Linked DNA regions of Mus musculus: region 2 is linked to region 1. A link is a loop called in an ENCODE intact Hi-C map of the cell type or tissue named here. Cell type or tissue: heart. All regions are shown on one strand.

Region 1 (8,000 bases):
CTTCTTAGAAGTATAAAGATAGAATCATTGCAGAAGTCAGACACATCAGATTGGGGTTCATCTTCTCTAGTTTTCTAGGTTCCATTTTCCTTTTCCCCTTTTGATTTTATGTTTTTCTTTGCTTAGAAACAAGTTCTTACAGGGTTGTGTAGGCAGACTTCAAACTTAGATCCTTCTGCATTGATGTTCTGAGTCCCTGAGTTATAGACCTGTCTCATGCCTGGTTTCTATTTTTATTTTTGGCACCATCATTGCGAAGGCTTATATTGAACCTGGTAACTCAGCTCATACCTTCTTGCTTCAGTCCCTGATGAGTAACTGGTTTTGCAGGTGGATGCTACTATGCTAGCCAGTTTCAATTTTTTTCTAACTCAACTGTTTTTGACCACTGCTATAACAAATACCCTCAGCCCAGGTTGCTCTGGGCCATCTTGCTCATACTTAGTTCTAGTCCTTTGATGGAAGTGACCAGTGAGGAAACTTTCTCCTGTGATCAGGATGGCAGATTCCAGATCACCTTCCAGGTCCCAGGTCCACATACAGGAGCAAAGGTTTTTCTACCACAAGCTCTCTGGGCCATAGGTACCCTCTTTCTACTTTGGTCTCAGATGCTATTCATGTAATGAGAGGACAGGGCATTGTCAAGGTGGGTGGAATTTCTGTTCATAGTGGCCATTATTATCAGAACTAGTTTCTAATAAATAAACTGGGAAATACATTGAAGATCCTCTATGTGTCTCTTAACTGCCTCCAGGTTTCTCTTTTTGACTCATGATGTTTAATTAATGTTGTGTGTGCATATTCCCCTCTAGATTTTGAGATGTCTTGATGAATACGCTTTTTGCTGTGCTACTCAGTTAAACTTGACACATAACAGCTAGAATCTTTTATTTAAAAAAAAAAATGAGACAGGTCTCTCTTTATATAGACCAGGCTGTCCTGGAACTCACTATGTAGTCCAGACTGGTCTCAAACTCACAGAGATCCACCTACCTCTGCCTCCCAAGTGCTTTATTAAAGTAAATCACCACACCTGGCCAGATTTTTGAACCCTTCTAGTGTGTCCTTTACATCCTGTCTCCTCTCCTCAAAGGCTATCAGCCTCATTCTATCCCTAGAAAATTCGGAAAGGCTGGCCTCTGGCTGAGAAGGATCATATATGCTCTTTCAGGAACCAGTGACTTTCAAAGATGTGGCTGTGGCCTTTACCCAAGAAGAATGGGGACAGCTAGACCTTGTTCAGCGGACTCTGTACCGTGATGTGATGCTGGAGACCTATGGACACCTACTTTCTGTGGGTAAGGTGAAAACTGACAAAGCCATTTCCTCCACAGTGTCTTCAGCTATCCTGTGAAAGAAGTATGTTGTATCTCTGAGGGGCTAAGATTATCTTGAACTTTGAAATTCAGGGATGAAATTCCTAATGTTTATGAAAGTATGAAAGGAGAAGGCTGTGTATATTCTGCATGAGGAAGACTAGGCAAGGGAAGATTTCCTTGGCAACTCCATAACTTTCTCACCAAAGTCACATGTCTTCCCTCCATATGTAGGGAATCAGATTGCTAAGCCTGAAGTCATCTCCCTTTTGGAACAAGGAGAAGAGCCATGGTCAGTGGAGCAAGGATATCCTAAAAGCAGTTGTCCAGGTGAGGTGATGCCCCAGGCATAAATGAAGAACTTGACCTCAAAGCTCTCCTTTTTGAGAAATGGGCTAAAGGTGGAGAAGTTATTTTCTGATACATTCAGAATTCCCTCGAGGGTGTTTTCAACTTCATGTTTCCTTTTCATCTACTACTGATTGAGAGCAGAGCCTCTCATAAAACTACATTGTATCCTAAGTCATTCCCCCAACCCCACACCACACACACACACACACACACACACTTTTCTGTCTGCTTTGTGGTTGTTCATATTTCCTGTAACTTCCCTAAGCTAAGGTCTCAGATATTTACCTATGTTAAAATTTATTTTTAAAATTCTAAACTGTAGTCTATGGCTTTAAAGACTTATTTACAAAAAATAGTTTTTGAATATAGACTGTTTTCTCATGGTTTAAAAAAGTCAAAGCGACATAAAATGTGTGTTGAAATCTCACATACACTCACTGCTCTGTACCACATTGCCACTTTCTGGTGCTTCTCGGTGTACCGGTCACCACTTCTCTTTTCCTTGGCAATTGCTTGGTTTGTTACTGCCTTATTGTTGTATTGTTGTCTTATCTCTAAAATCAGATAAGTCAATCCTATTCGCTGGGTAATTTCACTGGGTGTGGTGGTGCATGCCTTTAATTCTGAACACTTGGGAGGCAGAGGCAGGTGAGTTCAAGGCTAACCTGGTCTACATATTGAGTTGTAGGACAGGCAAGGCTACATAGAAACCCTGTCCGCAAAAACAGAAAAAAATATGATTTCTTTAGTAGTGTCATTTGAGTTGTTTTCTAGTGTTTTTCCATGTCAGCCTAAAGGAATTCTTTTAGCATTTTTCTTTTAATTTTTTTTGTATGTTTATGTGTGTGCACGAGCACACAAGCTAGTGCAGGTGCCTAAACTTATAGGTAGTTTTATGCTATCTGACTTAAAAGCTGGAAACTGAACTCAAATCCTCAGTAATATTTTCTTAACTGCTGAGCCATTTCTTCAGCTCCTCTTAGCATTACTTACTTGCTTGCTTAAAAATATTTTAATTTTTTATGGGTATGTGTGTGTGCCTGATGTATATGCATTGCCAGAGGCCACAGAGGTCAGAACAGGGCATTAGATTCTCTGGAACTGTAGTTATAGATAGTTGTTAGCTAGGAATTGAACTGAGGTCTTCTTCTTGTAGTGGTCATAGGAATTGCTTCTTTAGAAGAATCTCTAAACTCTGATGATATTGCCCTCTGTCTTATGTGTTTAAATCTTGACTGGATTCTGGAATGACAAATTTTGTAGTAGAAGTTTATTATAACACCCGGTTTGAAATCTTTCGGCGATACTTTATCATACTCACACACACACACACACACACACACACACACACACACACATACAGAGAGAGAGATTATAATACAGAAGTGAATTATAACTCTATTTAATGACTTAAACATTACTTGCCAAAAGCCTGCATGCTTATTCCTTAAGCCCTTCCTTTCTTCCCTTCCCTCCTCTCCCTTCATCCTATCACCCCTACACTCTCTCCTTTGTTCGTTGTGCATTCCTTCCTTCTTTCCTTTCTTTCTACTAGTATTCACTGTGTCTTTTTGTCAGAGGCATCCTCTGCTACCCTGTTGATAACACTAGGATGACTTATAGGACTTGAAATTCACTACCATCAGGATAATAGTTTATTATACAAAAGAATATAAAGCAATATCCATAGGGTCCAGAAGAAGCCAAACAGAAATTGTGATCATCTGTGAAGTTGCCTACTATGAAACATGGTTGAGCTTAAGTCAGAATCCATTGTGCTTATTGGAGATTGATCATGTAGGCAGTAATACTTATACAGCTGAGAACACACATACTCCAGATCTTTAGAAAGAAAGCACATCTTCACTAGAAATGTCATTAATTACAAGCTCTCTAGAGAAACTGCTATATCTGCTTCAAGGCTGTGAACATGAAAAGCTATTATATTTACAGCATTTCATTTCATAGTCTCGATTCTTAGTGGTTAGGTAAGGATGAGTCATGAAGCAAGCCAGTTTAGTAATGTGCATGGTTTGAGTAGCTCAGTCCTGCATAGCTAACTTTTTCCTGTAAAACCTCCTTTTCATGTGAAAGTGCTCCTCATAAGTTTTATTAGTGTCATGATATACTTTCTTTTATATTCAGCTATTGTTTACTTTTCACTATTTCTCTGGCTTTTATGTCTGGACTTGAAAATGAAATATACTTTAGCCTTTTCCATAGTATGAATAATAAATCTGACCAGTGCATACTGAGGTCTTTTGCACTTACAGTCCTCCCTTCTGTTTCAGAGTGGATGAGGAATACTGAAAGCAAAGCGCTGATTCCAGCACAGAGTGTTTCTGAGGAAGAACAATCCAGCAATGGAATGATGTTAGAAAGATACATATGGGATAATCCTTGGCTCTCCAGGCTAGGAGTTCTGGGATATGGCGACCAGTTAGAAATGTATCACATGAACCAGAGCACAGGTATGAGGCAAATGGTCTTTATGCAAAAACAAGTACTTTCTCAACGAGGGTCTGAATTCTGTGAACTTGGCACAGAGTACAGCCAAAGCTTAAACTTAATTCCATCTCAGAGAGTTTCACAATTAGAACGTTTCTACAAACCTGATACACATCTTGAAAGTTGGAGCTGTAATTCAGCCATAATGTATGCAGATAAGGTTACCTGTGAAAATAGTGATTATAATAAAGCCTTTTGCCAGTCTGTTCAGCCTGTATACCCTGCAAAAATGCAAACTGGAGATAATCTGTTCAAATGTACTGATGCTGTGAAGTCTTTCAATCATATTATACAATTTGGTGATCATAAAGCAGTACATACAGGAGAAAAACTCTATGGATATAAGGAATACCATCAAATCTTTAACCAGAGCCCATCACTTATTGAATACCCCAAACTTCAAATTGGAGGAAACCAGTATGAGAAATATAAGGAATATGAGAATATCTTTTATTTCTCATCTTTTATGGAACATCAAAAAATTGGCAGTGTAGAAAAAACATATAAATACAATGAATGGGAGAAAGTCTTTGGTTACGACTCATTACTTACTCAACATACAAGCACATACACTGCAGAGAAACCCTATGAATTCAACAAATGTGGAACATCTTTTATCTGGAGCTCTTACCTTATTCAGCATAAGAAAACTCATCCTGGAGAGAAACCCTATGAATGTGATAAATGTGGAAAAGTTTTTAGGAATCGTTCAGCCCTTACTAAGCATGAACGGACACACACTGGAGTAAAACCCTATGAATGTAACAAATGTGGGAAAGCCTTCAGTTGGAATTCTCATCTTATTGTACACACAAGAATCCATACAGGAGAAAAACCTTATGTATGTAATGAATGTGGAAAATCTTTCAACTGGAACTCCCATCTTATTGGACATCAGAGAACTCACACTGGAGAAAAACCTTTTGAGTGCACTGAATGTGGCAAGTCTTTTAGCTGGAGTTCCCATCTCATTGCCCACATGCGGATGCATACTGGAGAGAAACCCTTTAAATGTGATGAATGTGAAAAAGCTTTTAGGGATTATTCAGCCCTTAGTAAACATGAAAGAACTCACTCTGGAGCAAAACCATATAAATGTACTGAGTGTGGAAAGTCCTTCAGCTGGAGCTCCCATCTTATTGCTCACCAGAGAACTCACACGGGAGAGAAACCTTATAACTGTCAAGAATGTGGCAAAGCTTTCAGAGAGCGTTCAGCCCTTACAAAACATGAAATTATCCATTCTGGAATTAAGCCCTATGAATGTAATAAATGTGGAAAATCCTGTAGCCAGATGGCTCATCTTGTTAGGCATCAAAGGACTCATACTGGAGAAAAGCCCTATGAGTGCAATAAATGTGGAAAATCCTTCAGTCAGAGCTGTCACCTTGTTGCTCATCGGAGAATTCACACTGGTGAGAAACCGTATAAATGTAATCAATGTGAACGATCCTTTAATTGTAGCTCTCACCTAATTGCACACCGGAGAACTCATACTGGAGAGAAACCGTACAGGTGTAATGAGTGTGGGAAGGCATTTAATGAGAGTTCTTCCCTTATTGTACACTTGAGAAACCATACCGGAGAGAAACCCTACAAATGTAATCATTGTGAAAAAGCTTTCTGTAAGAATTCTTCCCTGATTATTCATCAGAGAATGCATAGTGGCGAGAAACGCTTTATATGCAATCAGTGTGGAAGAGCCTTTAGTGGTCATTCGGCCTTACTTCAACATCAGAAAAACCATAGTGAAGAAAAACTGTAACTGAATTGGCAAAGACTTTGGGGGCAGAAAACCCTATAAGTATAACCAAGAGGAAAGTTTTTCACTAAGAATTTAGTTAAATTGTCTTTACTATACAGCAAGAAATCTCTTTAGAAGAAACTTTATGAGTTTATAAATGAGAAAACCTTTCAGCAGTTATGTAGCCTGTATTCAATGGTAGGAAATTACAGGAAAAAAAGTTCTAAGCTTCTTATGTGGTCCACAAGGAATCCATATTTGAGAAACATGATTAGGTGAATAAAGTATTCTAGCAAAAGCTCTAATCTGTAGATCAAAATGTAGAAGTTTGTGCATTATTAAGAGGAAAGTCTTGTGCCAAGAATAGTTTAACTGGAAAGATACTACCTGGAATATTAGATGGAAAGCTTCACATTAGCATTTTGTGCATAATGATAGAAACAGATTCTGATAATACAAGGGGAGGGTCTAGGTACTCTTTAAGTGATAGAATATGGAATACTAAGTCTGAATTAATGAAAAAAAAAACTAGTGTAGTACTGAGTGGGGCATTCACTGTTGATCAAGGTTAACCTCTTTAGAAAAGATTAGTAAAGGAGATCCCGAATGATAGAAGATAGAAAGACTATTGCCTAGAAATATGAGACTGAGTTTTGAAACAGAAACCAGTACTCAATAATGTAGTGTCAGTGTCCGTTTGGTACGTATCAGTGAATTATTGGACAGTTAGCTTATAACTTATAGGCAGTCACTATAAATTATAATTGTGGGCACTAGCAATATACATAACAGAAGAAACAACAATAAGGATACAATTGTATATAAACACCTACTATAACATCCATGTGTGTTTGGATAAAGACCTCTTAGAACCATGGAGAAATTAACTCAGTTAATTTAAGACTTTGTTTGGTTTTTTTTTTTTAAGTTTAGTTTTATTTTTTGTTTTACAAATATATAAGCACCATGTGCTAGGCCTCCTCTTAAATGTTTTTTAAAAAATATTAACTTGTTCAATTCCCTTAACTCTATGAAATAGGCATTATTACTACCCCCAGGTTTTCAAATGAATTAACAGAAGCAGAGGTGTTGAGTAAATGTATCCAAGAGACACATCTAGTAGGGAGTTCAGTTTTAAGATAGTTTGGCTCCAGAGTTGGTGTTTTTAACCACTGTGTTTTCTCACTTTTGTTCAGTGTTTTTATAATATTTGATAATAAAATTCAAGAAAATCCTAACTAATGGAAACCTGGTTACCTAATTCCTGTATCCTGAAGGATTTCTACTATGTAAACCACAATCTCTTTGGAATATGAACAGCTCTGAGAAGGACATGGAAACCACTGTGTTTTATGGGTCCTGGGTTTAAGGGTTACAGACACCCGGGCAGTGCGAACTTGAGCAAGTGTAAGGACTTTTCCCACGGGGGTTCAGACGTGCCCCTGACAAAGCAGAGGCAAGAGTGTTTGTTCTTTGACTGTTGGAAACTAGTATCCATTGGCACACCAGTCTTCAAGGTACCCTCTGAGTTCATTATTAGCCTCTTCTCTGCATGAAGTGATTGCTTGATGGGAGGAAAGACTCAGGACGAGAGTCCTGCTGAGTTCATCACCAACAGTAAGGACGTTTCTTTTCAGGAGAAAAGGAGCAAAAGGGAATCATGGACTCAGGCAAGGGTTGTTTCTAGATATGCGGGTATTAAGAAGAAATTGGGCACATAAGATTCATCTAACCTTTTACAGTCCTGGACCTCACACACACACACACACACACACTGTGGTAAAAATTGGTAGCATACTAGTGTTAAGACACTATGTTCACTGCTGACTCTTAGAGCTTCAGGTAACTTAGGATGTAACATTTAGTGCCCGCCTTTGCAGGGTCTAATAGTCACTTAATAAATGTTATGGCAAAAAGTAATTGATGACCTTTTTATTGTGATTTTTGCAAAGACTCCTGGATAAAATACTAATATGACCTCTGTAAAAGAGTGAAAAGATGTATTCAGAATCATTCTGCCAAAATGATATGGATCTTGCATTTTAATATCCCAAACAAGCTCCATTTCTTAGATTTATAAA
Region 2 (8,000 bases), 340 kb after region 1:
TGAATTCATTAATTAATTAATTAAAAAAGAGACAGACTTTCTTTGTGGAACGGCCTTGGCTGTCCTAGAACTTGATCTATAGACCAGGCTAACCTTGAACTCATAAAGATCAACTTGCTTCTGCCTCCCAAGTGCTGGAATTAAAGACACGAGCCACCACAGTCAAGTAAGAAGACCCACTTTTAATCGGTCAAAAGCCTGCTGTGGCCCAGGCTATATAATGGACATGGAAGAAAGAAATTCTCACTCAGTTTGTTGTTGCTCTCTCTGGTAAATCCGCTACTTCAATGGCATTAGATCCTACCTGTTTGAGATTCTAATGTTTACAGCTGAGACATCCAGCCTTCTAGACTGAACAAGTACTGAATTTTTGGACCTTCTATTGGTATATAGCCACTGTTAGCCCAGTTGAACCACAGCCTGTAAGTCACTTTAATAAATCCCCTCTATCCATGGGTGGATGGATTATAGATGATAGGATAGATAGATAGATAGATAGATAGATAGATAGATATAGATGATAGATAGATCCATTCATTCACTTGTCCATTCAGTTGTTTCTCTAGAGAACCCTAATAGAGTCATCAAAAGAGTCCTTGCTGGGGCTGTCAAGATAGTTCATCACATCCACAAAAGAACATTTGTGAACAAGTAATTTCTGTGGACATTTCTCCTTAAATTTGAATCCAATCTAAATCATCTTGTTTAGAAGAGTAGATTCTTTCCTTCACATTTTTAGAGGAATGTACAAAACAAAGCTCAAGATGCCAAGCTGCCCCAAAGCTCATTGTATTAATATTTGAAATTTTATTGAACCTAATAAGGAAGGGAATAAATGATACACACTGGCTTCTAATTCTGGAACACAGGCATTTTCAACTACATAAGTTTACTCATGAATCTCAAAAGTTATTCTCAAGAGGTTCTCTGCATGTCCCGACAAATTAACATTTTATTTTTATGATTCTACTATTAAAGGACCTTTTCCCCAATATTGTTTAAGTTATTGCAGTTTTGTGCATACATATGTGAAAATTAATTTATGAATCTTATATTCTTATTATGCCTGGTTTACTTTGATTTCACTGATTTTGAAAAGTTACCCACTGAGCTGGACATGGTGGCACAAAACTTTTATTGCTGCACTCAGAGGCAGAGGCAAGCAGATCACTGTGAGGTGGAAGCCAGCCTGATAAACATAATAAGTTCCAGGCCAGCCAGGCCTACATACTGAGACAAAAAGACAAAGGGAAAAAAAAGGAAATCATATTGGATTTTTAAGTATGTTATTTATTTCTTTTACCTTTTCCCCATAGTTTTAGCACATATGTCTACTTCATCTATTTATAAAACAAGCACATCTAATTTTTAAATCAAAATTGCTATGTTTCCTTTTGTTTTGGATGTGTATAACCATTCACAGGTGTACAATATGTAAGTAAAAGCAAAGTTTGATCCACAAAAGGCAGACGTTGGGTTCGCCCCACTGGATACAATCCAGTCCACCACCACTACGAGGAGAACACCTTAACCTTGAGAGACAGTAACCCTGCCCACCCTAGAAATGTGGACACAACCTCCAGAGCCTGCAGCTGAGAGGACAGAACCAAACTCCTCAAGTTACTTCCTGACCTCCATACATATGCTGCAGTGCAGAAATACAAGCATGCACAATAAATAAATGTAAGCTTTTTAAAAATCAATTTTCGGGCCACTGAGATAACTCTTCGAGTAAAACCACTTCCTACTAAATCTGACCTCCTAGGTTCTATTCCTGCAACCCACATAATGGAAGGACAGAACCAATTCCTGAAAGCTTTCCTCTGACTTCACACGTACGTACACTGTGCTATGAAAGTCTGTGTGTGCACGCAGACGCACGCGCACATGCACTCACACTAAATCAAATAAAAAGCATTTAATTAACTTTTTTGGTTTGCTTGTTTTGCAAGACATGGTTTCTCTGTGCAGCCCTGGATGTCCCGGAACTCACCCTGTAGACTAGGCTAGCCTTGAACTTACAGAGATCCACCTGCCTTTGCCTCCCAAAGTGCTGGGACTCAAGGTGTGCACCACCATCAACGAACCTTAACTTTTAAAAATAAGAATGAACTTAAAACTGAAAAGAGAACTTGCCTCCTTAAAATAATAAAGCTCTCTATTGAACAATTGGATAAGCCACTTAAACAAACACACACTGACATCTAAAATAAAACTGTCAGTCAATGGCTATTTTCCACAATTCTGTCACACAATAATAATCTGCCAAACAGCCAGGATTATTTAATGTGAAATATTAAAAAAGGGACCAATTACTTATTCAATCAATATGGTCCTTTTGAAAGTTAAGAGATTCTGAGGACTAAAGAGTTAACTCAGTCATCAGTGTTTGCCACAAAGCTCTGAGTTCTAACACCCACACCACAGAAAGATGAGCAGTGTGGCCCACATCTGTATTCCTTGCACTAGGAAGGTGGAAGCAAGAGGATTAGAAATTCAAGGTTAACCTCAGCTACAAAATTCAAAAACAGTTTGGGATATATGTGAACCAGGATGAAATGGAATGAATGAATGAATGAAAAAAAATCCAAGGAAATACTGTCAAACTAAAAATAGGATAATAATCTGAGCAAATACTAAATATAAACATTAATTGCAGTAAAAATTAAGAACAGGGCTAGAGAGATGACTCAGCAGTTAAGAGCACTGACTCTTCTTCCTGAAGTCCTGAGTTCAGTTCCCAGCAACCACATGGTAGCTCACAACCACCTGTAATGAGATCCAATGCCCTCTTCTGGTGTGTCTGAAGACAGCTACAGAGTGTACTCACATACATAAAATAAATAAAAATGTTTAAAAATTAAGAATATGTAGTCTATTTTAACCATAAGAATAAGAAGCATGACCACAGTTAGACACAGTGTTGCCAAGACCCTACTTAGAAAGCGTAAAGGAATACACAAACCTTGGGTTGAGAAGGATAGGTCAATAGGCTCTAGGCATTATGAGAACATCAGAATGTCTGGACCCCAAGTAATACAAAGACTACATCAATCAGAACAGGATATAAAGAGACCTTAGGAATAGGATACTAAACAGTATAAGGAACACAGCAGAATTCTTTGTTGTTCTGAGCTGTCTAGAGAGTTACAAACATACCCAATTATGGTCAGAGGCAGACTTCAAGTTCCCCCTGATCTAATCTGCCATTAGGAACAAACCTAGTCACAGGTTAGCTAATAACTGGCATTACCAGAACCCACAGCCTCTCAATGTGTACCATACAAATCAGCCCCTGTGTGTAACCAACAAGCTCAGTCAGTCAGCAGGGTCTCAAGGGAGGGAGTGAAGATTGAAAAGAAAAAGACAATTAGACAACATTATAACAGGACTCAAGCCCCTGCTGAGCCTGAAGTGGGTTTATTTTTCTCTAGTCTGTTTTTTCTAGTCTATTCTAAGTACATGCAAAGAATAAGGTCAGTTCTAAGTCAAGGTACAAACAAGGCAATAAACAAAGTCCTGTGGTATTCAGGGACTTACAAAACGATCAAGATCTTGATCTTAGCCCCAAGTCAAATTCTTGCCTGAGCCTACTTCCGTGTCCTAGCCTAATGTCAAATTCCTGCCCAATTCCTAGAAGCAGTCCCAAGAGCTCTCCACATGTATGGATATTTACAGTTAGCATCCCTGGGACTGAGTGTAATTTTAGTTTTCCTCATACATCTCTGATCCTCCATGTCCCTTTGTAGCTGGTCTTTGCAACTTTGTGGGTTCTCCTCTTCCTCCCATCTTTATCCATGCCCCCTTTTTACCCCTTAACACTAGACTGGAAAGAAACAGGAATAGAGGGGAGAGAGGAATTAGGAAATCCCTGAATCTGATTTCTTTTCTTTTGCTTCTCCTTTGACCTCAGCTACTACGAAACCACAACCAACCTCCTCCCTATACAACCAACTGGTCCAGCCCAGCCCCTAGCCTATCGGGCCCTAACATTAATATACTCTCTGAAAAGTTCTCAGAATTCCAAATATAACACAATCACAAAAAACTATCTGCTACAGACAGAACCACGATTCTGCTAGAGCACAAAACAAATCACGGTCAGCTGCTACAGGCAGTCTGAAGCAGCCCCACATCCCTATACCTGGAATCAAACAAAATATTATTTTATAATATTTGTTTGTTCTTCCAAGAAACCAAAATTCCAGGATTCTCACTACATCCCTTCCTCTGCTGGGGAAAACTAGAGAGGACATTTAGTGTAGCCTACCATATTTTAAGTCCACCAGGTCTCCATACTTCCCACCTAAACGTTATAAGCCCACACCACCCTGCCCAGACCACACAACCCTGCCCACTCTACTAATCTGGACGCAAACGCCTGTCCTCTCATGGAAATTTGAGTACTTTTAATTCCGATGCCTAATGGCTTTCTGTTTCTACAGTTACTCCTTTCTTCCTCTCCCTTTAAGGGTACCGGTGAAACTTCAGTAAGATTGCATCCTTTTCTCCTTCCCCACAGTAAACTCCGTTAAATGACTTTGTCTTCTCTTGCCTCCGACCCACAGACAGCCCCAATCCGGATTCCCTCCCCCTCTACACTAGTAGAGCCGTAGGTTCCATCTGTCCCCTCGTCCCGCCTTCCTTGCTCTGCTACGCGGCGTGCCTCGCTCAGCCGACCTAACACCAGCACTTCCGGCCCACCCCCTTGCCCATGCCTAGCTTCCGTTTTGTCCAAGTTCTTTTGCTCCTGTTAGTGGGTTCGATTCTCTCCTAGCCTCGGTCTCTGTCCACAGAGGTACTGGTGCTCAGCGTCTTAGTATCCTTCTTCAAAAGCTGCATCCTAGTTCTTTAGCAGTCAATAACACACTTTTCGGACTTCGGCTTCGCCCGCCAACAGGACAAACGCCGCCTAACTGCTGCCGCTCGACGTCCGCGGGGGCGTCTGGGAGTTGTAGTCCGGACTCGTGAGCTGGCGCAGTTCGGGACAAGACCGACGGGCGAGCGCCATTGTGTCTTTCCGCAATCGTAGCGCTGCGTGAAAGCCCGTCGGGGGCAGCACCCATCTTCTGTTTTATTTGCAACCTCTGGAACCCAGTGTCGGCTTCGTTTGTGGCGCCACTTCTACGGACCCGGGAGAAGGTGTGTAGTCGTGGGTCCGAACAAATCCTAAGGAAGACATCGCGTTCTAAATAAGGACCACAGTTTAAGAAAACCAACCGCCTTTTGGATTAGATGACATCAGCTGTCCCCTCTCGGTTAGAGGGGAACCTGTCTTGTAGGCTTATGGGAGTCGGGAAGAGGATTCACTGGGCACTTTGCAATTTTGGGGTGGACTGGTCATGTCCTGCTGAGGGGTGGGATATGGGCAGAGGTGGGGGAGCCGCTGGGCACATTCCTTAGTGCCCCCCTCTTCCACTTTAGGTTTCGTCAGCATTCTGCCTACTCCTGGGAGAGAACATGGAGGACAGTATGGCTTCCACGCTTCCAACAACCTGGCCCCATGTGAGTAAAGGCTTCTTTTCAACTTTTGAGTCGGCTCAGGGGTCGGCTAGTGGTGAGACGTTTGTTCTCAAATATCATTGAGTTTCGGGAGGAGTTGGAGGACTGCCCAAGAGGGTGGTTACAATAGAAGAAACAAACAAACCGATTTCTGAACCAGGAACTGGCAAGCCAGATTGAGGCTTTTTAATTAAAAAACAATACTATTACATTTGGGGGGGGGGGGGCATGCACGTGTGTGCCACTGCCTGCTTGTAGAGGACAGAGAGTACCTTTCCGGATCGCTACCCTTCTTCCAACATATGAATCCTGAAGATCAATCAAACTCAGGCTTGGTAGCAGGCACCTTTACCCACTGAGCCATCTCACCAATCCTTTTCAACCTTTATTTTTTCTTTTTTTTTTTTTTTTTTTTTTTTTTTTTTTTAAGCTGAGGGTCTGGTGAAAGAAACTGACAAGTGTAAGAAGATAAGAAGCTCATGTTTAGTTTTCAGCAACTACTTTAAGGAAGTGACAATTCAAAAACAAGAAAAGAGGTATAGATGGGAACCAACAGTCCTATCCCCTGATTAGTGAGAAATGAACAGGTTTTCATAGACCACAGTCTCACGTGTCCCCTGATTAGTGTCAGACCGATTTGCTCAAGGATTCAGACAAAGGAACATGAGATAAGTAAAATGTAGCTGGGTCATCTTGCTCAGCCTTCCTATTTTTCTGTCACTGTAGAAGAGGAAAACCCTGGACTGAACTGCATCTTGTGCCTTTCAGGAGTCTGTGAAGTTTGAAGATGTATCTCTGACGTTTACCGAGGAAGAGTGGGCACAGCTGGACTTCCAACAGAAGTGCCTGTACAGGGAGATCATGATGGAGAACTACAGCAACATGATTTCAGTGGGTAAGGCAGCCTCCACTTTAATAAAGAGCTGTTTGGGTGGGTGGAGCATGCTTTTAATTCCAGCACCTCAGAGGTGGAGGAGGATTGGAAGTTCAGTGCCAGGCTTGACTCTACCTGCCCCCACCCCAATTCTGGATGTGCGGTACCCCTGAACTGTAAGTGCTTGGGCTCAGGCTAAAGGGACCAGAGGAGAAGTGTTAAGGGAGTGTAGAGCTTGGTAGAGAGGAAAAAGGCAGCTTTTCAGTATGACTTCAGAAGTTTCATCCAAGCAATACTTCAGAGTCCCTGAATACTGGGCAGAGCTTTTAAGAGATGTTTGTAGCTGTAGTGAGAGTTGGCTATAATTTTTATGGCATGTCAAACATAAAAAAATATATCATTGTCCAGCAGCTCGGGGTTATCATCAAAATTGTGACTTCTTTATGATTCTTAGGAGGTCTTCTGTCCTCTCTGGTTATTTCATCATAGCTGTGTCTCTAAGCTTTGTGTCTCTGTTTAAGCAGAAACAAAAGTTGATAGTCCTGACCAGTTCTTTTTCAACTGTCAAATTTAGCAGGGAAGCAAAAGCTTTCATGTCCCAGCATGGGGGAAGGAGGGGCGAGAATGTTGCAGCAGGACAGCATTTTCTCTAAGCAGACCTCCAAGCCCTGTCTCCTTTCCATTGAGCAGAGCATCACTTTTCAAAGCCAAATGTGATATCTCAGCTAGAAAAAGCCGAAGACTGCTGGCCAATGCAGAGAGAAATTCCTCAAGATACTCTTCCAGGTAAGAGCCAGGCATATGGGAGTGTCCAAAGGGGTGAATCTTCTGGTTATTCCAAGACTAATGTCTTCTAAGCAGAATGAGAATCCAGGTATCATGTCATAATAAATAGGATAGTTTCCAGTCTGCAGTCATTTTTTTCATGATGCTAGTGTTTAAGCCCAGGGCCTTTCACATGATGAGCAGAGCAGACATGCTACCACTTGAACTAACATACTCGGCTCCAGTCTTTATTTAGGGGTGGATGTTGTGATATTTGGCCTTAGTGTGTAGTGGTGGTAGGGTTTGTGTTGGGGGTTTTGTTGTTTTGGATTTTTGTTTTGTTTTGAGATAAGGTCTTAGGTAGTTCAGGCTGGCCTCCAACCTATTAATTAACTAAGGATATGAATTTCTGATCATCCCTCGCTCTTGGAAGTTCTGGAATTACAAATGTGTGTTACCCCACTGGTTCCTGTTTTTATTTCTCTTCTAAGTTTGTTGTTGTTGTTGTTGTTGTTGTTGTTTTTAAGCACATAGGCATATTGTCTGAATACTTTTGTAAACTTGAACATTTTTACCTTTTTTGTTGTTCTATTTATCTGGTTTCAGTTTATATATAGTAGGCATAAAATCCTTGAGCCCCCCCAAAAATTCAGATGATCTCCTGTTGTTGAAAACAGCATCTTTCTGTAGACTAAATTACTATTGCCACAGCACAGAAGCCTCTTCTGTGTTCTTGTGCTTTGGGTTTTGATTTTTTTCCCCCTTTCTGGGTGCATGCCATAATGTGACACATTTTATTGTATATTAATGAACTTTAATAAATTTCTATACCCCTTGTAGTTTAAAAAAGTAATCTTGG

The links. Peaks named below come from ENCODE experiments on the same cell type or tissue, not always from the same donor. Only the 100,000 strongest peaks of a DNase experiment are listed, where the experiment ranks them.
Region 2: it touches region 1 in a loop (4-fold over the local background); 7 of 42 quality-filtered maps call a loop at or near these places.

The regions. Positions count from the first base shown.
Region 1 is chr7:12,488,399-12,496,398 of GRCm38, forward strand. It overlaps Zfp606 (zinc finger protein 606), which reads left to right. Exons shown (of 7, transcript NM_026112.4): 5 at 1,172-1,298; 6 at 1,551-1,646; 7 at 3,959-7,837. The coding sequence ends at 5,940. Among named protein-coding and RNA genes, the nearest start is that of Zfp606, 14 kb to the left of the region's middle. In heart, no CTCF peak of the experiment used is centred here; no DNase peak of the experiment used is centred here.
Region 2 is chr7:12,830,023-12,838,022 of GRCm38, forward strand. Zfp110 (zinc finger protein 110) reads left to right here and starts at 4,739. Exons shown (of 8, transcript NM_022981.5): 1 at 4,739-5,142; 2 at 5,425-5,505; 3 at 6,271-6,397; 4 at 7,067-7,162. The coding sequence starts at 5,461. In heart, a CTCF peak has its summit at 4,916; DNase peaks (open chromatin) are centred at 4,689 and 4,949; H3K4me3 peaks cover 2,038 bases; H3K27ac peaks cover 1,392 bases.